Linked DNA regions of Homo sapiens: region 2 is linked to region 1. A link is a loop called in an ENCODE intact Hi-C map of the cell type or tissue named here. Cell type or tissue: gastrocnemius medialis. All regions are shown on one strand. Each heading gives the region's core, and the rest is flanking DNA. Links, peaks and the distances in the headings are about the cores only. Region 1 has its middle 60 kb from the start of PAGE1. Region 2 has its middle 35 kb from the start of GAGE1.

Region 1 (11,599 bases), core at 3,111-5,610:
TTTCAGGAGCTTAGAGAATGCTTGAGAGAGCATAACCTGTAAATGTAAACCATGTACATTTCAGGCAGTTCAGTGTAGTGGTAAGAATTTGGGCTTTGAAATCAGTCAAACTTGCTTTGAATTCCTGTCATATCACCGATTAGCCACATGATATAGAAAGATTACTCGAATGCACTGCATCTCAGGTTCCTTATTCCTTACAGGTGGGTTATGTGTGTTCACATGTGAAAAGTATGTGGCACCCAAGAGATGTTCTAAAAATATTAGTAAATCTTTCTATGGAATGATAATCATCATCATAATATACTTATTACTGTAACACTAGGAAAATAGTAGTCATTATTATATAAAACCATGAAAAACATTTTTTGGGGGATCAAATGTACATTAAAAAGTTATTTTTTTTTCTCTTACAAGTTTCCGAGTATCAGAAAACTCCCTCTATTGTGCAGTTAGGAAACTAAATAGAAATATGTATCATTTTTCTGAATATCTGTGGGTAATAGATTCCATACCTCCTTGGATCAACAGTTTATACCTGTTGACGAAAAGAGTCAAACTCTTTAAAATATTGTAAGAGATTTATTCTGAGCCAAATATGAGTGACCATGGCCCGTGACACAGCCCTCAGAAGGTCTTGAGAACATGTGCCCAAGGTGGTCAGGGTACAGCTTGGTTTTATGTATTTTAGGGAGGCATGAGACATCAATCAAATACATTTAAGAAATACATTGGTTTCATTCAGAAAGGCAGGACAACTCAAAATGGGGAAGGCTTCCAGGCTATACGTAAATGTAAACATTTTCTGGTTGACAATTAGCTGAGTTTATCTGAAGACCCAGGATCAAAGGAAATGTTCAGGGTAAGGTAAAGGATTGTGGAGACCAAGTTTTATTGTGCAGAGGAAGCTCTCAGATAGTAGACTTCAGAGAGAGCAAGTTGTAAAGTGTTTCTTATCGGACTTAAAAGGGTGCTTGGCTCTTAGTTGATTATCTCCTGGATCTGGAAAGGAAGGAAGGAAAACAAAGGGGGAAAGGGATTCTCTATAGAAGGCGGATTTTTCCTACAAGAGACTTTGCAGGGCAATTCCAAGGTATGGCAAGGAAATATATTTTGGGGTAAAACATTTTGACTTTTTCCCTTGTTATGTCAGAATCAGATTGAAAAGTAAGCCATGATATACATGGTTAAATAAAACCCATCTGATGAGAGAATTTATGGTTTGTAGGGCATGACTCCCCAGACCCCTTAGAAAGGAATTTGGGCAAGATTAAAACAAAAACAAAAACAAAAACAGAGCTTAGTCCTCATTCCTATAACGGTCTGGAAGTTCTTCCATGTATCTCACCACAATCCCTCTTGCTTTGTTTTAGCCTGTTTGCTTTTGCTCCATTCCCTTAGATTTCTTCTTGCTGTTCTAAGTGTAGTTACTTTCTTGTCAGGGAATGGTTTATCAAATTATCTTGCACGTTTTTGCGCTGGGACTTTATATTTCTCTGATTTCCTGGTTCTGTCTAAAGAATATATTAACTTATTTCTTAGAATTGGCATGGTTTTCTCTATACACCGTGCTCATTACTTTTCTATTTAGAGAAAATATTTATTCATTTAATTTCTTTTTCAGAAGATTCCCTTCTGGTTTTATTTTGATGGCCTAATTTCAATTTGTCTCCTGGATCAAAGTATGTGACTTGTGTTTGTTTCCATGTAAAACATTGCCCAAGCCAGCATCAAGGAGTTCCAGGGAAGCCATTCCAGATCCTCGATAGGTGGGAATGTTTATTCTCGCTCTGTGTTACAGATAGGAACCTGAGACAAATAGAGGTGCCTGATTGATCCAGAATCACCTAGCTGTCAGATACCCACACAGAATTGATCAGACAGAGGAAGCTGGCTGCTCCAGGCATACTGCAATGGATGGAATGTTTGTGTCTCTCCAGAATTTATATGTTGAAACCCTAATCCCCAATGTGATGGTATTAGGAGGTGGGGCCTTTGGGAAGTAATTAGGTCATGACAATGGAGCCCTCATGATGGGATAAGTGCCCGTTTAAAAAATTGATACGAAAATACAGTTAGATAGTAGGAATAAGATCTACTGATCTGGTAGCACAATAGGGCAACTATAGTTAACAGTAATTTATCGTATACTTCAAAATAATTATAGAAGTGGATTTGGAATGTTCTCAACACAAATAAATGATAAATGTTTAAGGTGATGAATATCCCAATTACACTGATTTGATCATTACACATTATATACTTGTAACACATGTATTCCATAAATATGTACAACTATTATGTACCCATAAAAATTTTAAAATAGCATATTCTCAAAAAGAAAAAGAACAGACACGAGAGAACTGGCTTCCTCTCTGCACCATATGAGGATAAAAGAAGATGACCATCTGCAAACCAGGAAGAGAGCCCTCACCAGTAACCAAGTAAGTTGGCACTTAGATCTTGGTCTTCCAGAACTGATAAATAAATGTTTGTTATTTAAGCCACCCAGTCTCTGAAAATTTGTTACTGCTGCTGGAGCTAAGATAGTGGACTGCACAATTTTCTATCTTTAGATGCCTTCAACCTCTTTCTCAGGGGGGTCTGCTAGCAGCCCTTGCTGTCTTCTATGTTTTCTTCTTCTGATCAAATCTGCCTCTGAAAAGGACCTGGTCTACTTTTGGTATGTATTTCAGAGAAGGTACTACTCCTCTCTGGGTTACATCCTTACGTGTATTTATAAAATGGAAGGGGCTGTTCCCTGTGAAGGAAAAACAGGCACTAACAAGCTGGTAAGGCAGCTTAGTCGGGGGAATGGTCTGGGCCCTCCCAAGAGCTCTCCAAATGCTGCCATGTTGTAGCCATATATTCTGACTCTGTCCCTACAATCTCATACACACAGTGCATGAGGCTGTGTAGTCAGATAGACACAGTCTCCACACCTGGGCCTGCCCAGAGATTGCTGGGAGACCTTGGGTGGGTTACTCTGGGCCACAGTAACCTCATCTGCAGTCTGGTGACAGCAATCCTTATTTTACAGGATTGGAAGAGAACAAGTGTGGAGTTTCCAGGCTAGCATAGTGTCCAGATTGCAGGGTCTTATAAATGCCTTTCCTCCCTGCTTCTAAGTCAAAACCTGTGAGCACGCCATGTTTTCACTGAAGTTTCTATTTGTAGTTCTAGTTCCTGGGGTATGAAGAAAAGAAAAGGAAAATGATTTGGGGATGGCTGCAATTTGTAACAAGTCAGTGTGCCACAAGACATCTTGGATATGCTGCCTGTAGTGGGTTGAATTGTGTCCCCCCAAAATATATGTCCAAGTTCTGGCCCCCAGTACCTATGAATGTCACTTTATGTGGACACAGGGTCTTTGCAGAGGTAACTAAGTTAAGATGAGGTTATTCTGGATTGAGAGTGGGCCGTAAATCTAATGATTGGTGTCTGTATGAGAGAAAGGAGAGGGAAGATTGAGACACAGAGACACAGTAGAGAAGGCTGTGTGAAGATAGAGGCAGAGACTGGAGTTAGGTTACCAGAAACCGAGGAATGTCTGGGGCCACCATAAGCTGAATGGGGCAAGGAGGGATTCTCTCCTAGAGATTTCAGAGGGAGCATGGCCCTGCTGACACCTTGATTTTGGACGTCTGGCCCCCAGAGCTATGAGAAAATAAATTTTGGTTGTTTTAATCTATCAAGTTTGTGGTAATTTGTTACGGTAGCCACAGGAAACTAGTACGCTGCTTAAAAGGAGGACATTTATTCAGGCATCAACATGTCCAGAGAAAACGGCATGCGTATTTGCTAGTATTTTCCCATCTGGTGTGTCCAGAGCATCAGGAGAGGCAGGAACCCTCCCAGCAGCCATCTGGTCTCTCTACCTGGCTCCAGGCAGAGCTGGCACCTGTACATAGATGGTCCCATCCCATGCCCAGGTTGCATGTGATAGAATTTCTGACTGTGATGTGTTACATGCGGGCATCTGTGTGCCTCCTCATATGCAGGTAGAATAAACACACTGCCCTTTAAATGTTCTCCAAGCAAGGTCTGGCCCAAAGCACAATGGCAGGTGTGGTCATTGTATTTCCGCAGGTGCATGAATTACCACTTAACACAGTGTTAAGAAATAGCTGATTTTCTTCTTTGACTAAAAGATTTCTTGAAATTGCTTTGATAAAATAAGATCAACACTAATTCCCTTTTTATGCATTGTGCCTATCAATTGAAATGGAAAAAAGAAAGCCACTGCCAACTTTCATTTATTTAAATGCATGGATAGATACATGCAGATATTTATGATTTCTCCCTAGGATTCACAGATGCAAATGGAAAGGAAAAGTCGCAATGCTAAGTGTACGTATTTTGTGGGGAAGACAAATAAGAACAAAGCGCTGCTTGCTCAGATGGACAGCTCTGTGTCTCCGCCTACAGGGCTCTGGGTGTCTGTGCACCAGGGGGAACCTGAAGTGGCCGCCTCTTCACAACCTCTATTCCATAGACAGTTGCTTACCCCACCCCTTGTCACTGGCATAAAATCACTTGAAATATCTAACACCTAAAATTGCTAAAATGCACAGTGGACCTATGTAACAGCGATTTATGCCTATGAGGGCCTGCATCCAAAATGAACAAGGAGAGAGCTGGGCTGCTGTCAGTGTTATTGTGGCTCATTGTCTATGCACAAACTGCAGTGCTACAGAAGCAGGTAGCATTTATGGCCTTCTGTTTGTTTGCTGTCACTTTGGTACCTCAGCTCTGAGGTTTCCTTTGAGGAAGAGGGAGTGGAATGTATGGAAGTTTTGACAGAGAATTTAACCTCCTCTTCTTAGAGAGTTTAAGGGGCTACTCTCTAGAATGATCCCGTCTGACATTTAGATAACACTGGATTCTGTTCATCTCTTGCAGAGGAACTTACCAGCAGGGCCTCTGTCCAAATGCAGGAAACATGAACAGAATCCCCAGCTTGCTTTCTCCCACAGGACTCTGAGAAATAATCATCCTGTACATGCTCCCATTTGACGCCTTTTAATGGAACAAATTCACCATTGGAAATATGCAGGAAGTTGATTTCTTTTATATTTTGCCATCTTTAACCAATCCCTGGATAGGTTTTCAAAATCTCATTGAAGAGAAATATTTGGATGAGATTGGGGAAGTGGAACTCAGGTTTCTCTTGGTATTTATAATTGGGTAGAATCAAGGAAACCTAAATGGCCATAATGTTTTACCTTTACCCTTTGCTATGGTTTGAATGTGTCCCCCTCAAAATTCATGTGTTGGAAACTTAATTCCCAATGCAGGAGTGTTGGGAGTTGGGACCTGATAAGAGGTGATTGGCTCTGCTCTCATGACTAGATTAATGTCATTATCATGGAAGCAGGTCAGTTATTATGACAGTGGGTTGTTATAAAGTGAGTTCAGCCCCTGGTGCCTCCCTCTGCCTTGAGCACTGGTTTCACCTCTGCCTTCTGCTGTGGGATAACAAAGCATGAAGGCCTTCACCAGATGCTAGCACCAGCCTCTTGGACTTCCCAGCCTCTGGAACCATAAGCAAAATAAACTTCTATTCTTTATAAATTACCTAGTCTGTGGTATTCTGTTATAGCAGCAGAAAACAGACTAAGACACTCATGAAATATATATAACAAACCAGCGTTATGTGCACATATGCACAAATGCACTCATACTGGAGGATACAGTGAGTGTTTGAGTTTTTATATCTTGTAGTTGTTCATGCAAGATGGTTTATGGAGTTGAAATTTGTCATCCATATAAGTAATGTACTACTTGAAATTGGACAAAGTATGGAGAAGAGCCTTAAAAATCATTGAAAAAATGAGGTGAGCTTAAAAGAATTTAATATGTGTAGCTCAGGGAAGCTGCTGTTTAGGAGAAGTGGGAATGTGCCTCTGCTTCAGGACTGTAAGTCCCCAAAGAGTAATTTGCAGGCAGTAAGAAGGCACTACAGAGAAGGAAATGGGCAGAAAGGAATTGAAGTGTGTCTTAGTTTGCTCAGGCTTCCATAACAAAATATCACAGACTAGGTGGCTTAAACAACAGACATTTATCCTCTCATGTTCTGGAGGCTGGAAGTCCAAGATCAAGGTGCTGGCTGATTTGGTTCTGGTGAGGGTTCCAATCTTGGCTCACAGATGGCTGCTTTCTTGCTGTGTCCTCATATAGTCTCTTCTTTGTGAGCAAAGAAGAAAAAGAATGAAAAAAACAAAAAAAGAAAGAAAAAAGAAAAATAAGAAAAGGAAAAAGAAAGAAGAAGAGCAAGAAGAAGAGCTCTGTTATCTCTTCTTTTAAGGACCTGCCCTGATTTAATTGAGGTTAAATAACTGTATGACTTCATTTAACCTTAATTACCTCCTTGTAAACCCTATCTCCAAATACAGTCGTATTGGGGATTAGGGTTTCAACTTATGAATTTGGTGGAGAAACAATTAATTCCATAGTAGAGTGGAAGCTATAGGCAGTAGAATGACCTCCCAGGGAAACAACGGGGACAGTGATGCTATTCCTGAGGAATTAAAAGTGCATTGGGCTGGGCCAGTTCCACAATATGCTGTAGGAAGGGCTTCCTTCCCTCCTGGCCCTTTGGAGATGTGAGGAAGGGACTGACAGACTAAAAGCTTTAGGTTGCTTGGGAGATATCGTCTGATAAAAACTTTAATCTGGTAACCTTCCTCTCTCTTTCTCTCTCTACCTCTCACTCTCTCTCTGTCTGGCTCTCTTAATGGAATGCTAGTGTATTCTTATTAGGAAGATAGAACTTGGTTAGGAAGGAAGGAAGAAAAACGGCAGGCAGGCAGGCATTGGAGCCAGCAGGACTGGGAGATCACAACCACAATCTCCTGGGCAAAAGAAAGGGGAAATGAGAAGCAGTGCTTTCTCAGTCATGCGAGTAGTTACTGGCAGTTTGTTCTGGCCAGCAGAACTTCTGATATCATGGCTATTGAATAACTTATCATCAAAGTTTAATGTGAAACCAGGTGACTGATAACTAAATCTAGGAACAGAAATAGAATCTTCATTTTTTCTGCCTGAAGAAACTTTTTTCTGTCATTTGATTTAAAGGCCAAAGGCTATTCACCATACCACTGAGAATTATAAAACCTTTATGAAAACTCATCACAGTGTTGAATTGAATGTGTGATAGAGAGGAAAGCTGGGATAATTTCAATCCTTACCCGACCCATCTTAATAAGGTAAAGACTCCTGTGAAAGCTACCATACTCAACGCAGTGAGATCACAGCATAGCCGATTTTTTTTTTTTTTTTTTTTTTTTTTTTACCTCTTTCTAGGTTGAATGGAAATGAGGCAGTAGCCAAAGGGGATAGAAATAAACGTTCTTCTCTTACTGTGATTGTGTGGATCTGATGGGCTTTTCAAAATGGCACATGGGTCAGTGTTTCTTGGAGCCTGGACTAGCATACCCTCCCGGCATCTTAAGAGAAACAATCTCCAGGCTTGGTAGAAGTCCTTGGCTTTCTTGCTTAGAAATGTCAGAAGCCAATGAATATTTACATCCCCATCTCACCTTTGCTCTGATTTGCTAATCTGATCCTTATCAAATTAGGCCAAAAGGAAAGCAGTTAGAAACTTGAACTTCCATTGTTAGATAAGTACCAATCTCTACATTAAGAGCTATACAGATACTTGTAAATTTCTCACTGGGACACAGAATTGGTACATATCTCCAGGTGATCCTCTTCTCTCAGCATGTATATTCTTCTCTCATGTAGAAATCAGTTGCTTTGATGGTCAGAAAGAGACAAAGAGAAACAAATTCATCAGTCTGTATTATATCACAGTAGAATACAAGGCTAGAAAGTAGGTTCAACCCTGTTGGAACCCAGCCGGTCTGCTGCCCTCGCTGAGTTTCAGGGTCCCTGTCTGCATATCTGGAAAATAAGTTCATCTTTCCTAAAGACCCATCCAATCTTTGATTCTATAATCATAAGTAGGGTGATAAGATTTTATTTCCTACTTAGAGGGCCACCTGGAGAGTACATTCTGCTTTAATTTTCTGTTTTGGTGATGGGGAATTTGGAGCCATGCATGGTTATGAAAGGCCCAGAGATGGAATCTCATCTCTGATTCAAGGCTTTGGTTCCTGGCTTCCTGCTGTATTACTTCAATGAAACCAAACCTTTTAGGGCATATGTCTGCACATATTGGCCTACTCAAAATGCCATTCTATCCTGGGCGAGGTGGCTCACACCTGCAATTCCAGCACTCTGGGAGGCCAAGGTAGGAGGATGGCTTGAGGCCAAGAGTTTGAGACCAGTCTGGACAGTATAGTGAGATCCAATCTCTACAAAAAATAGAAAAATTAGCTGGGCTTGGTGGCATGTGCCTGTAGTCCCAGCTACTTGGGAGGCTGAGGTGAGAGAATCCCTTGAGCCCAAGAGGTTGAGGCTGTAGTGAGCTATGATCGTACCACTGTGCTCCAGCCTGGATGACAGAGCAAGACCCTGTTGCTTAAAAAAGAAAAAAGAAGCAAAATGCCTTTCCGAATGATCCCATTGACTGGGCAGAAATGTTACATTGTTAAAATATTTTGTGCCAGCCGCAGTGGCTCACGCCTGTAATCCCAACACTTTGGGAGGCTGAGGCGGGCGGCTCACCTGAGGTCAGGAGTTCGATACCAGCCTGGCCAACATGATGAAACCCTGTCTCTACTAAAAATACAAAAAAAATTAGCTGGGTGTGGTGGCGGGCGCCTGTAATCCCAGCTACTCGGGAGGCTGAAGCAGGAGTTTGAGACCAGTCTATGCAAAATGGCGAAACCCTGTCTCTACTAAAAATAAAAATTAGCCGGGCATGGTGGTGCATGCCTATAGTCCTAGCTACTTGGGAGGCTGAAGCAGGAGAATCGCTTGAACCCAGGAGGTGGAGGTTGCAGTGAGCCAAGATTGCACCATTGCACTCCAGCCTGGGCAACAAGAGTGAAACTCTGTCTCAAAAAAAAAAATTTTTTTTGCACAGTCTTCTCCATGAGATTTATACTCCTAGAGAGCAGAGATAACAACAAGCCTATAAGGCAAGGTAGTATTGTTTTATTTAGTGCCTGCCTATTACCAAAAGAGTTTGAAGCAGTTTATACTAAAAACATAAGAAGAATAATCTTAGAAACCCAGGAAGAAAATTTGGGCAGAGAAGTCTCTGGGAAGCATCCCAAAACTAATGGCTACTGAAAATAAACCTCTCTAAACCCTTCTCTGTCTTTCTCTCTCCTTTCTTTTTCTTTCTCCTTCCCTTCTTGATTTGTATTGTGTTTTCTCAATTAATTATTTTCTCTTTCCTATCCCTTCTTTTTTTCCTATTTGGTTTCAGACGAATTGAGCCAGGTTTCTGAAACCTGAAGCCAAAAGCACCTGTATTAGTCTGTTCCCACACTGCTATAAAGAACTACCTGAGACTGGGTAATTTATGAAGAAAAGAGGTTTAATGAACTCACAGTTCCACAGGCTGGACAGGAAGCATGGCTGGGAAGGCCTCAGGAAGCTTACAATCATGGCAGAAGTTGAAGGAGAAGCAAGCACCTTCTTCACATGGCAGAGCAGGAGGAACAGAGAGCGAAGGGGGAAGCACTACACGCTTTTAAACCATCAGATCTCATGAGAACTCACTATCAAGAGAACAGCAAGGGGGAAATCCGCCCCCATGATCTAATCACCTCCCACCAGGTCCCTCCCCAATACTGGGAATTACAATTCAACTTGAGATTTGGGTGGGGACACAGAGCCAAATCATATCAGCATTCTAATGGATACATCAATCGATTTTCATGGCATGACATTAGGTATGAACTATTATCACCCCCATTTTACAGATGAAGAAACTGAGGCACAGAGGGGTTGAAGATGAAGACTTGCCTAAAATCAAATGGTAAATGGTGGAGTGAGGATTTTGATGAAGATAGTCTGAAGCCAGTAGCTACATCATTAATTATTATAATATATACTGCCAAGTATGAAATCAGATTTTAAACCAGGTCTGTTTAACTCAAACCCCATTGATCTTGACTATTAAACTATGCTCCCTGTGATGAAAATGATGATGACCATGACAATGACAATAACAGTAATAATTATAACTGACATTTATTGAGCTTTTATAGTGTGTCAGCATTAGTCTAAATATTTTTTAAAAATCAACTCATTTTCACAAAAACCCTATGAGTCAGGTACTACTATTATCCACATTTTAGAAATATTTATTTCTATTCATATTCACAAACAAGTATAGGTCATTTAAAAATTCTAGTTAAGACGTAATTCACATACCATAAAACTTACCTTGTTAATCATTTTAATTATTATTTGATTAAGAAATAATACACATCGCCATAAAATTTACAACTGTATACTTTGTACAATTCAGTGATTTTTGTATGTCCACTATGTTGCACAGCCATCACCACTGTCTAATTTTAGAACATTTTCATCACCCCTAAAAGAAACTCTGTATCCATTAGCAGTCACCCTCCACTCAGCCCTTGGCAACCACTAATCTACTTTCTGTCTCTATGGATTTATCTGTTCTGGACATTTCATATAAATGAAATCATACAATATGTGACCTTTTGTGTCCAGCTTTTTTCACACAGAACAGAGAAAAACAGCTACCATTTATTGGTTGCCATGACTACTATGTCCTACGCACTGTTATTGAGAGCTTTGTGTGCCTTATCTTTAATCCTCACAATAACCCTGTGGCAGAGTAGCACTATCATCTTCATGTTAATGAGGAGACCGAGGCACAGAGCTGTTCAGTAACTTGCATAAAGCGCAGCAGCGCATACATGGAAGAGTTAAAACGCAAATCCAGGTCTGTCTGTATCCAAATCCCATACCCTTTACATTCCATCTTTCTGCCTTAGCGTCACATGGATGTGGGCCAGTAATGTGGTGGCATTGCAGCCAGGGCAAAGGAGTTGAGCCAACCACGTGGTGCTGAGAAGCATAGCCCTAAGATCTCCTGGACCTGGTGTCTTTTAGTGGGGTGGGGGCTGGGGATGCCCTATCTCAAGCCTGTGCTCCTGACCCCAGTAAATTTGCCTGCTGAGGTCCTGCTTGCTTACTTCTTCCTGCAGCTTCTTGGCGGCCCCAGCTGCAGTCTTTGGTTTTACTCAATTTGGATGTGTAGGTTACAGAGTTTGTATGGTAGAGTGTCTGTATTTCTTCATCTGGCTTTGGTTACACGTGGAAACATGACAAAGCAAGTCAAGCTTTCTATGAAGAGAAGGACAAAAATTCACTGAACTTATTCAAGTATTCCCCTGAAGTCTGCAGCTCAGGCACATTTCCATCTGGAGCCCATTGAATAGCACCAGCTCCCCTTCTCTGGATGGGCATCTGAGGATGAACTTCTGGTCTTAAGTGATCCTCCACCTCAGCCTCCCAAAGTGCTGGGATTGCAGGTGTGAGACATTGCACTTGGCCCAAAAGCAGATGTTTATACTAATAGGTATGGACAATGAAGAATTAAGTGGTGATTTCCATGCTCTTTATAAGATGGCAGAGAAATGAATACTACTTTTCTAAAAATAGTGCCTGCCAAAAGAGTTTGTTTCAATAATTTGGAAAATGC
Region 2 (11,599 bases), core at 3,022-5,521, 120 kb before region 1:
CCTTAGACGAGCCCAGTCTCCAGCAGCTGGTACTTCTGTGATGAAATATTTTTCCATGTGGGTTTTCTTTTTTCTTTTTTTGATTTTGATTTTTCAATCAAAAGTGGCTTTGTGATGTTATTTATTTATTTATTTTTTAAATTATGCTTTAAGTTCTGGGTTACATGTGCAGAACGTGCAGTTTTGTTACATAGGTATACATGTGCCCTGGTGGTTTGCTGCACCCATCAACCTGTCACCTACATTAGGTATTTCTCCTAATGTTATCCCTCCCCTAGCCCCCTACCCCCCAACAGGCCCCAGTGTGAGATGTTCCCTTCTCTGTGTCCATGTGTTGTCATTGTTCAACTCCCACTTATGAGTGACAACATGCGGTGTTTGGTTTTCTGATCTTGTGATAGTTTGCTGAGAATGATGGTTTCCAGCTTCATCCATGTCCCTACAAAGCACATGAACTCATCCTTTTTTATGGCTGCATAGTATTCCATGGTGTATATGTGCCACATTTTCTTAATCCAGTCTATCATTGATGGACATTTGGGTTGGTTCCAAGTCTTTGCTATTGTGAATAGTGCCGCAATAAACATACATGTGCATGTGTCTTTATTGTAGAATGATTTATAATCCTTTGGGTATATGCCCAGTAATGGGATTGCTGGGTCAAATGGTATTTCCAGTTCTAGATCCTTGAGGAATTGCCACACTATCTTCCACAATGGTTGAACTAATTTACACTCCCACCAACAGTGTAAAAGCATTCCTATTTTTCCACAACCTCTCCAGCATCTGTTGTTTCCTGACTTTTCAATGATAGCCATTCTAACTGGCGTGAGATCTCATTGTGGTTTTGATTTGCATTTCTCTAATGACCAGTGATGATGAGCATTTTTTCATATGTCTGCTAGCTGCATAAATGTCTTCTTTTGAGAAGTGTCTGCTCATATCCTTTGCCCATTTTTTGATGGGGTTGTTTGTTTTTTTCTTGTAAATTTGTTTAAGTTCTTTGTAGATTCTGGATATTAGCCCTTTGTCAGATGGATAGATTGCAAAAATTTTCTCCCATTCTGGAGGTCGCCTGTTCACTCTGATGATAGTTTCTTTTGCTGTGCAGAAGCTCTTTAGTTTACTTAGATCCCATTTGTCAATTTTGGCTTTTGTTGCAATTGCTTTTGGTGTTTTAGACATGAAGTCTTTGCCCATGCCTATGTCCTAAATGGTATTGCCCAGGTTTTCTTCTAGGACTTTTATGGTCCTAGGTCTTATGTTTAAGTTTTTGATCCATCTTGAGCTCAGTTTTGTAAAAGGTGTAAGGAAAGAGTCCAGTTTCAGTTTTCTGCAAATGGCTAGCCAGTTTTCTGAACACCATTTATTAAATAGGGAATATTTTCCCCATTGCTTGTGTGTGTCAGGTTTGTCAAAGATCAGATGGTTGTAGCTGTGTGGTGTTATTTCTGAGGCCTCCGTTCTGTTCCATTGGTCTATATATCTGTTTTGGTACCAGTACCATACTGTTTTGGTTACTGTAGCCTTGTAGTATAGTTTGAAGTCAGGTAGCGTGATGCCTCCAGCTTTGTTCTTCTTGGGTTTTCTTTCTGCTGTTAATTCCAGAAGTACATTAAGGACCTGGAGCCAGGTTTAATATCTTGAGATGGTACAGCAATCTAGTATTTTTTTTTTGAGATGCAGTCTTGCTCTGTTGCCCAGGCTGGAGTGCAGTGGCACAATCTCCACTCACTGTAACCTCTGCCTCCCAGGTTCAAGCGATTCTCCTGCCTCAGCCTCCCGAGTAGCTGGGATTACAGGCATGCACCACCACACCAGGCTAATTTTTGTATTTTTAGTAGAGACGGAGTTTCTTCATGTTGGCCAGGCTGGTCTTGAACTCCTGACCTCAGGTGATCCACCCACCTCGGCCTCCCAAAGTGCTGGGATTACAGGCGTGAGCCACCTTGCCTGGCTCAGCAATCTGCACAACATAAATCTTTATCTAAAGGCAATTAAAAATTCTTCTGTTCGCAGTGTATGTTTCCAGCATTTCCTCTTGTGATGTATAGGAAAATGAGAAAAAGCCACCTAGTGAAAAAAAAAAAGTAAATGTAAATGGGAGGAAAAAAGCAACCCCCAAAAGTAAATACAAGCATACGCAAATGAACCTAACTCTTAATCAAAACCATAACCCACAGGGAAAAGTATTCTTCCAGACAACTTTGAATACAGTTTCCTGGCTGTGTCAGTCTTATCACAGAGGAAGGGCTCCATGTGCACAGCCTTCATTATTCAATTTTATTTTCTTTTTGTCAAGAGTTCTGAATGCTTCCTGTTTCTTTTAATCAGGATTTTGACATTTACCTGAAGCCAGATTTCTCCAGGACAAGGGCAGCAAACTGTTAGCAAACAACTCGGACTGTTTTTAAATCAGTTTTTTGTTGGGAATTGCCTCTGAATACAAGTCAGAACTCACAAGAAGGTGGCTGGAGCAGTCTCACTCTTCTCCCTGGTCCCTTCACTTCTCCAGTCCCTGGAGTAGTCCGGGCCACTTGTTTCTGGCTGCTGAAGGCCATACTTGTCACTATCCCTTTCCTAGGATCCTACTCTGAACTCTGTCTTTTCATATCAAAGTGGTTGTTGAGAAGTCATGATTTGTGGCTGCTTCTACTTGCAGCTGTCTGTCCTATTGGCCCTACTACGGCTCTAAAACCCCACATTATACTCCTCTCCTGGAAAAAGCATAGAAATGGGACTGTTCACAGTGCTATTAGCAGCTATTAATAGCCTGATTGACCAGATGAATGAGTCACTTAGCAAGTGTCTAAGGGAATGAGACATTACCAGAGGGGTAATGAAGCATAGGTCCCTTTTGGTGGACAGGGGAAGGGGATGGAGGAAAAGGTCCCGGAGATTTTCTGGAGACCCAGGGCACAGTGCAGTTGGCATGGATAATAGAGGAGAAGGAAGAGAGTGCAAAGGGGATGCCAAAAGGAAAAAGGGAAAACCCTGAAGAAACTCACCCTGTTTACAGTGTTACTGAGAACGTTCCCTTTCCTTTACATCTTTTAGAGTATGCACTGCCCTTTCTCTGTTAGAGAGTCTCAACGTGTTCCCAAGGCAGGGTACCCAGAACATAGCAGTTTTGTTGAGATAATAGTAAAGATATCAATTAACCTCACACAGGTCTTTTTTTTTTAATTACTTTAAGTTCTGGGATACATGTGCAGAACTTGCAGGTTTGTTACATAGGTATACATGTGCCATGATGGTTTGCTGCACCTATCAACCTGTCATCTAGGTTTTAAGCCCCGCATGCATTAGGTATTTGTCCTAATGCTCTCCCTCCCCTTGCCCCCCACCCTCTGACAGGCTCCGGTGTGTGATGTTCCCCTCCCTGTGTCCATGTCACACAGCTCTTAATAAATAACTGATTCTCTGTCCTATCCAGGCGCTTGCCCTTGTAACATTTTTTTTTGAGGTTTCAATATTTTATTCAAGTTTTTTTTAAGTGATGTTAATTACAGCATTTGAAGGGGAGGATCTAATTCCACACAAAATGGAAGACTCTAAAATGTACCCATTAAACTGCTAAAAAACAAATCGAGTGGTGAGAACACAACAGAAGTCCAATTTAGATTCTGAGTGTTGTAACCATATGATTACAATCACACAGACACTTCCATGCTTATAGATGGAGCTCCTGGAATCTATTTCATACTCTGGTGCAAGGGCAAAAAAAAAAAACAAACACAACACAAGAAGGAATAAGTCCTGAATTATTGGCTTCATCACATCCACCTTCTCCACCCCAAAATGGCACAAAAGAAACAGTGACCCCACCCTGCAGACCTTTTGGTGTAAAAGAGGTGATGATGAACTGGGGTGGGAACAGGTCATGGAGATCTGTCTAAAAAAGTCCCATTCAGGTGAGTTTGTACACAACATCAAGAAGCGAGCCTCTCCTCAATTAGGGTTAGGAAACCAAGGTTCAATTCTCAGGAAATCAAAATTTCATTCATTTACTCAATATGAATTTACAAAGTGCCTACATATTATCAGCTTCCACTTGCAGCCATTTCTAGATAAAAAAGAAACCTGGCATCTCAAAGTGGCCACCAAGTTCCCCCCGAGTCTACCACTGAAAGGACTTTTTTTGGAAATGGGTTTCTTCTGTACCTCCGGAAGGGTAACATCTTAAAGCTGAATCAACTTTAACCTGGAGGGCTAACATATTTAGCAATACTTGCATCCAAGACATACAACATTAAAAGATACACTAAATTCTGAAAGTAGCTATGCTGCAAAATAGTTTAAAATTAAACAATTGTACAGTATTCATTTATGCTTGAAATTCCAGTCCTAGACCAAGCTTGTGGCCACCAGCATTGACGTTCTTCCCATCCAGAAGAGCTGACAGTGTCAGTTTGATACCTGGCTTTAGAGTCTGAGTGTATCCTAAACCTATCAGGCTGGAGTTGTTCACTTTAGCTGAGAAGCAGGCGTCAGGGTCAATCTGATACTTGGCTGCTATTCCAAAGCGCGTGTTACTGTTTCCTGCTGTCCAGGCAAGATTGACAGCGGTCTCCAACTTCTTGTTCACTTTCTGGTAAATGAGGCTGCCAAACTCTGTCCCGTCATTCACATTAGTGTGAAGCCAGAATTCATCAGTCTCGTAGCCAACTGCAAAGTTGCTCTGGGTCACTCTGGACTTTGCAGTCTCAAAATTCATCTGGTAGCCGGCCAGCCAGCCCTTGTAACCCAGCACCAGAGCACCCCGGATGGAAGGCCCAGCAATGTCAAAATCTATGTCGCAGTCCAAGTTAATGTGCTCCTGCTTGTACCCTGTCTTGATTTTAGCATTTTTCCCCCCCAGTGTTAGGTGAGAAGGATGAATCGAAGGTCAGCTTCAGTCCACATGCAAGCTGATCTTCCACTGTAATCTCGGTGCCTAGTGTATTGTCGGTGTTCCATTTCTCCGTAAACGTCAGGCCATACTCAGTCCATCTGTACTTGGTTTCCAGACTGCCTGTCACTTTGGTGGTCTCAGTGTTGGCTGAGCCTGAGCTTGTAAATTCCAATCCATTCTCAGATTTTGTTTTCAAATCAAGCTTTATTAAGCCAAATCCATAGTCCTTGGTGAAGACATCCCTGGCAGATTTGCCAAGATCGGCATACGTGGGTGGCACAGCCATCTTCTGCTCAGAGACGGTGGCGGCGGGCTCAGAGGTGGCTACAGCGGGCCCTTGCAACATTTCTATGCTGCCTGTGATATCTGTTGAAGTACACTTTTCAAAATGTCACAAGCGTGGCCCTGATACAAATATGGAGTGAACATATATCACAAGGTGCATTCTCTGGCAACTGTTGCTGAGATGAGGTTTGTTGGCAAGACTTTGCTTATTTATTTAGAGACAGGGTCTCGCTATGTTGCCCAGGTCAAAGTGCAGTGGCACAATCTTGGCTTACTGCAGCCTCCAACTCCTGGGCTCAAGTGGTCCCCCTGCTTCAGCCCCCAAGTAGCTGGGACTATAGGTGTGCACCACCACAGCTGGCTAATTTTTTTTTTTCTTTTTTGAGACAGGGCCTTGCTCTGTTATCCAGGCAGGAGTGCAATGACATGATGGCTAATTAATTTTTTTTTTTTTTTTTGCAGAGATGGGTGTCTCTCTATGTTGCCCAAGCTGGTCTTGAACTCCTGGCCTCAGGCGATCCTTCCACCTTGGCCTCCCAAAGCTCTGGGATTACAAGTGTGAGCCACTGAGCCTGACAAGACCTTTAGTAAGCATCAGCCCTGTAAAAGGGAGGGGACAGAAGTATAACTGGGCAGAGGAACAAACGGAACTACAATGGAGAGCCCAACAAAGCCCTGGCCAGCTAATCTGGACAGGAGTTCTGGAGTAAGTGTCTTAGCTTGGGCTACTGGAACACATTAACTATAGACTGGGAGGCTCAAACACAAAGTATTTATTTCTCCCTGTTCTGGAGGCTGGAAGTCCAAAATCAGGGTGGTAGTATGGCTGGGTTCTGGTGAGGGCCCTCTTCCGGTTGCAGACATGCCTACTTCATGTTGTGTCCCTGCATGGTGGAAAGAGAGCTAGCTAGTTCTCTGGCTCTAATCCTATTGGCAGGCACTAATCCTATTAGCAGAGTCCTCATGACCTCATGACCTCTCAGAGGCCACACCTCCTAACACTATCACATTGGGATTAGGGTTTCCACAAGTGAATTTCGGTGGAGTGGGGAGTGTAGGGGAACAAACATTCAGTCCATTGCAGTGAGTACTGTTCACCTGAGTGTCTTGTGTTGGGCCAAGATGGCCGGCCCTGTATTCCCCCGTGGCCTCACTGAGTCACTGCTTGTGGGCCATCCTAGGAAGTATGTGACCTCAGCCCAGGCAGCTCTCTGAAGCTGAGGCAGTCCCTGAAAGAACTTGAAGGGGCCCTGGGTGGTACGGGTTTATGTTTGCATGGTCTATTCCTCTAAAATTCTGGTGGGCTGCTGTTCTTTCAGGTTAACTTAATGAGGGCAACTAGTGGGATGAATCATAACCCTTGCCATTGGAGCTGGTCTTAGACAACTGCACTAGGAAAAGAAAAATATCCAGACTTTTCAAGGACTGTTGGACACAGGGTCTGAGTTGACACTGATATCTAGAGACGCAAAGTGTCATTGTGGCCCCTCTGTTAGAGTGGCGTGTACAAAAGCCAGATAATAAGTAGAGTCCTGGCCCAAGTCCACCTTATAGTGGGACTTTATGGTGCTTACACTGGGGCAATGGGGCCAAGGCCCCAGCTGGTTGTCATTTTACTGGTCTTTGAATGTATAATTGGGATTGACATAATTGGTAGTTAGCGTAACTCCTACATTTGTTTCTTGGCCTGTGGGGTAAGAGCTGGATGTGGGGAAGGCTAAGTGGAAACCTCTGGAACTGCCTGTGTTGGTTTTCTGGGGCTGCCATAACAAAGTATTACAAACTGGGTGGCTTAAATAACAGAAGTTCATCATCTTACAGTTCTGGAGGCCAGAAGTCCAAAATCAAGGTGTTGTCAGGGTTGATTCCTTCTGAGGGCTATGAGGGAGAATCTGTTCCTTGCCTCTTCCCTAGCTTCTGGCGGTTTGCTGCCAATCTTTGGCTTTCCTTGGCTTGTAAAAGCATCACTCCAATTTCTGCCTTCATCTTCACGTGGCGTGTGTGTGTGTGTGTGTGTGTGTGTGTGTGTGTCTATGTGTCTGTGTGTCTGTGCCCAAATTTCCCTTTAAGAACATCAGTCATATTGGATTAGGGGCCCACCTGCTTTAGTATGATCTCATCCTAACTTAACTAATTTACATCTGTAATGCCTTTATTTCCATATAAGATTACTTTCTGAAGTAGTGGGGGTTAGGACTCCAACATCTGAATTGCAGTGGGGTGGAGGAACACTATTCAACCCATAACACTACCCACCACTCAGCAGAGGATCAAAAGCAATTTTGGATCCTGGGGTTATGGCTGAGATTAGCACCACCTTTAAGAATCTAGAAGATGCAGGGATGGTGAGTCTCATCGTGTCTCCATCTAATTTGTCAGTCTGGCTCCTTCAGAAACTGGCTGGATCCTGAAGGTTGACAGAGGACTGCCACAGTTCAACCAAATAACAGCAGCCCCAGTGGCAGCCAGATGTTGTATCATTTCTAGAGAAGCTTAACCTGGCCTCAGGTCGATGGTATGTGGCCCTCAATTTGTCGAATGCATGCTTTTCTATCCCTATCAGAAAATAAGATCAAAAACAGTTTACAATCACACAAAATGGGAGACAATATTCATTTATAGTTTTGTCCCAAAGGTATTTTAACTCTCCTGCCTTCTGTCATAATTAGTAAAAGGGAATCTGGACAGTCTGGATACCCCACAGAACATCACATCAAGTCATGATATCGATTACATTATGTAAGAGGGGGCCAGCACAATGAAGGACTTGGTAAGAGACATGGGCTCCAGAGGGTAGGAGATGAACACTGAAAATTCAGGAAACTGCCACGTGCCTACAAATGTTAGGAGTTCAGTGGTCTGGAGTTCAGTCCTAGAACGTTCCCTCCAAAGTAAAGGACAAGCCAGGCACGGTAACTCATGCCTGTAATCCCAGCAGTTTGGAAGGCCAAAGGAGACAGATCGCTTGAGGTCAGGAGATCAAGACCAGACTGGCCAACATGGTGAAATCCCGTAGCCGAGCGTGGTGGTGCAGACCTGTAATCCCAGCTACTTGGGAGGCTGAGGGAGGAGAATCGCTTGAATTCAGGAAGCAGAGGTTGCAGTGAGCTGAGATTGCACCACTGCACTCCAGCCTGGGCAACAGAGTGAGACTCTGTCTCAAAATGAGAACCAAAAAAAACAAAAAAATCCACAAAGTAAAGGACAGATGATTGCATCTTGCATCTCCCACCATGAAGGAGGGACAATGCCTGGTGGGCTTCATCAGATTCTGCAGGCAGCATATTTGACACCTGGGAATATTGCTGATACCACATGATATAGAAGGCTACCAGTTTTGAATGGAACCCAGAGCAGGAAAGGGCCTCATAGCAGGTTCAGGATGCAGTTCAAACAGCTCTGCTGCTTGGGCCATGTGACCTGGCAACCACTAGAGTGTTGGAAGTATCAGTGGTGGGAAAAGATGGTATAGAATTTGTAGTAAGCCCCAGTGGGCATATCCAAGCTTAGACTTCTGAGGTTCTGGAGCAGGCCTATGACATGTACAGTGGAGAATTATACATTTTTAAAAAATTGGCCCTGGGCAGCGCATGGTGGCTCATGCGTGTAATACCAGTACTTTGGGAGGCCGAGGTTGCAGTGAGCCATGATCATTCCACTGCACTCTAGCCTGGGCAACATAGCTAGACAATGTGTGAATTGTTTTTTTTAAAAAAGGCCCAGGCAAATCCTGACACAGGCTACAACATGGATGAACGTGGAGGACATTATGCTAAGCGAAATAAGCCAGTCACAAAAGAACAGATACTATATAATTCCACATATTGTGAGGTACCTAGAGTAGTCAAAATCATAGCGACAAAGCCAAATGGGGGATGCCAGGGGCTGAGGGGAGTGGGGAATGGGGAGTTGTTTAATGAGTGTAGAATTTCAGTTATGCAGCTGGTGCAGTGGCTCACGCCTGTAATCCCAATACTTTGGGAGGCTGAAGCGAGTGGATTGCTTGAGCCTGGGAGTTCAAGACCAATCTGGGCAATATGTCAAAACCTTTTCTCTATCAAAAATACAAAAAATTAGCTGGGTGTGGTGGCGCAGTCCTGTGGTCCCAGCTACTTGGGAGGCTGAGGTAGGAGGATCACTTAAGTTTGGGAGGCAGGCGGAGGTTGCAGTGAGCCGAGATCATACCACTGCACTCCAGCCTGGGCGACAGAGTGAGATCCCATCTCAAAAAAAAAGAAAAAAGAAAAGAAAAGAAAAGAATTTCAGTTATGCAAGATGAAAAGGTTCTGGAGATCTGTTTCACAGCAATGCGAATCGAGTTAACACCACTGGACCATAGACTTGGAAATGGTTAAGTTGGTAACAAAGAAGAGACTCAGAATCTCACAAATAAAAATGGTGAACATTGTTTCATATATATATATATGGCCCTGATGTGTTACTGGGCTGTGGTAGAGATGGAATGCTTGGCCATGGAGCACTGAGACATCATGCACCTGGAGCTGCCGGTCATGAGCTGGGATTCTGAATGCAAATAAGGAGGCCCTCTGGTGTTCACATCTGGCTTTCAGTCATTTGTCACAGTCCAGTTGTCTGAATAACATTATCTTTTTGTAAAGCATCAGTGGCACTTGTAATAGCCATCCAATGCTTTTATCCTTAGATCCTTTCATCTACTGTTTCCCCCATATATCTCTAACGCCTGATACATCTTGTTCAATCATGCATTCTTTCCCACCTGTATAGTCTCCCAACTCACAAACAGTGAAAGCTTTAACAGCCAAACCCCTATTTTGTACCAGGGGCTGTCTGTGCTCCATCTGCCACCAAGGATGGGGTCCTCATTGCCAGCTGATGGTGAATGATCCAGCTCCAAATGCCCATCTTATCTCTTACTCTTCCTTCCTTCCTTCCTCTTTCTCTCTCTCTCTCTCATTTGGAGTCTCACTCTGTCACCCAGGCTGGAGTGCAGTGGTGCAATCTCGGCTCACTGCTACCTCCACCTTCCAGGTTCAAGCGATTCTCCTGCCTCAGCCTCCCAAGTAGCTGGGACTATAGGCGCATGCCACCACACCTGGTTAATTTTTTGTATTTTTAGTAAAACGAGGTTTCACCATGTTAGCCAGGATGGTCTCGATCTCCTGACCTCGTGATCTACCCACCTTGGCCTCTCAAGCTGCTGAGATTACAGGCGTGAGCCACTGTGCCTGGCCATCTCTTACTTTCTTAGACTCCTCCCAGTATTATCTATCACAGGGTGGGTTTTCCTGAGTCAGTTGCTGAGATGGAGTTTTGGGTACAAGATTGGGGATCAATTGATATGAAAGGAAGGGGTGAATAAACAGGATCAGGCAGAGGGAGAGCTGAGTGGGATGCAGGCCACACAAAGCCTTGGCCAACCCAGTGGGGAGCTCTGGAGCAGGGACAGCGCAGTAGAGTGTCCCCTGTTTTGGGGAAAGGGCATGACCTTCGAGAGGTAGCTTTTTGCAGCTGGAGCGAACCCTGATGGAGCTGACAACTGGAGGCTGCCTGCCCACTGCACTCCCTGCAGCTGCACAGTGAGTCTTTCCTTGAAAGGTGGTCTGGGTGGTGCATCTCTATGTTTACCTCAAAGTGTCAAATATTTTATTCAACTTATCGTTGAGGAAACAGCAGTATGCTAATGCTGGTTCCGAGAGCATTTGAGGACCTGGATTTATATAATCCTTTATAAAAAAGAATATTAGATTAATACTGTTAGGTTAGGTACAAAACAGATTAATGTGTCACAGGGCAATGAAACCATATCCTTTGGAGTTATCTTTCTGACAGAACAAAAATCATTTGTTTCTCTACTGGACAAACATCTGCAAGTTAATAGAAAACTTCACAGAGTCTAGGCTTTTGATCAATAGTAGACAGTGTATCAAAGAAAGGCACATTCTACTTACAGAATTCAGTAGTTCCTGGGCGAGCCTGTTAAACAATGCTCCAATATGACATTAAAAAGACATGCTGTTGCTTGAGCCCAGGAGTTTGAGGTTATAGTGAGCTATGATCATACAATTGCCCTCCAGCCTGGACAACAGCACGAGACTCCATCTCTAAATAAATAAATAAAGAAGACACACTGATCTCCACTTGCTCTATTTCCAAGTTTTTGGATACATTTTCTTATCATCTCTAAGGCAGAGCATCCCCCCTCTGGTGCTGAACAACCAGCCTCTTCCCCCTCACCTTTTACATTTGTCCTTGGAATTGGATCTTCGTTTTGTCAGGAACTGGTTACTGCCTTCCAGGAGCTTTGAAGAGTTGAATACAATTGCTGCCCATGGTTTCCTTGTCTCCTTTTCTTAAAATTTAGCAATCACATTGAAGCTAAGCCTCCTTTCTAGTGATTGCAACTTACTGTTTTTATCAGAAAGCTTCTATTTTCCAAGG

The links. Peaks named below come from ENCODE experiments on the same cell type or tissue, not always from the same donor. Only the 100,000 strongest peaks of a DNase experiment are listed, where the experiment ranks them.
Region 2: it touches region 1 in a loop (5-fold over the local background); 5 of 110 quality-filtered maps call a loop at or near these places.

The regions. Positions count from the first base shown.
Region 1 is chrX:49,750,010-49,761,608 of GRCh38, forward strand. No RefSeq gene overlaps it. Among named protein-coding and RNA genes, the nearest start is that of PAGE1, 60 kb to the left of the region's middle. In gastrocnemius medialis, for the core only: a CTCF peak has its summit at 4,427 (motif pointing right); a DNase peak (open chromatin) is centred at 4,442.
Region 2 is chrX:49,628,173-49,639,771 of GRCh38, forward strand. It overlaps the pseudogene VDAC1P2. Among named protein-coding and RNA genes, the nearest start is that of GAGE1, 35 kb to the left of the region's middle. In gastrocnemius medialis, for the core only: no CTCF peak of the experiment used is centred there; no DNase peak of the experiment used is centred there; H3K27ac peaks cover 1,006 bases.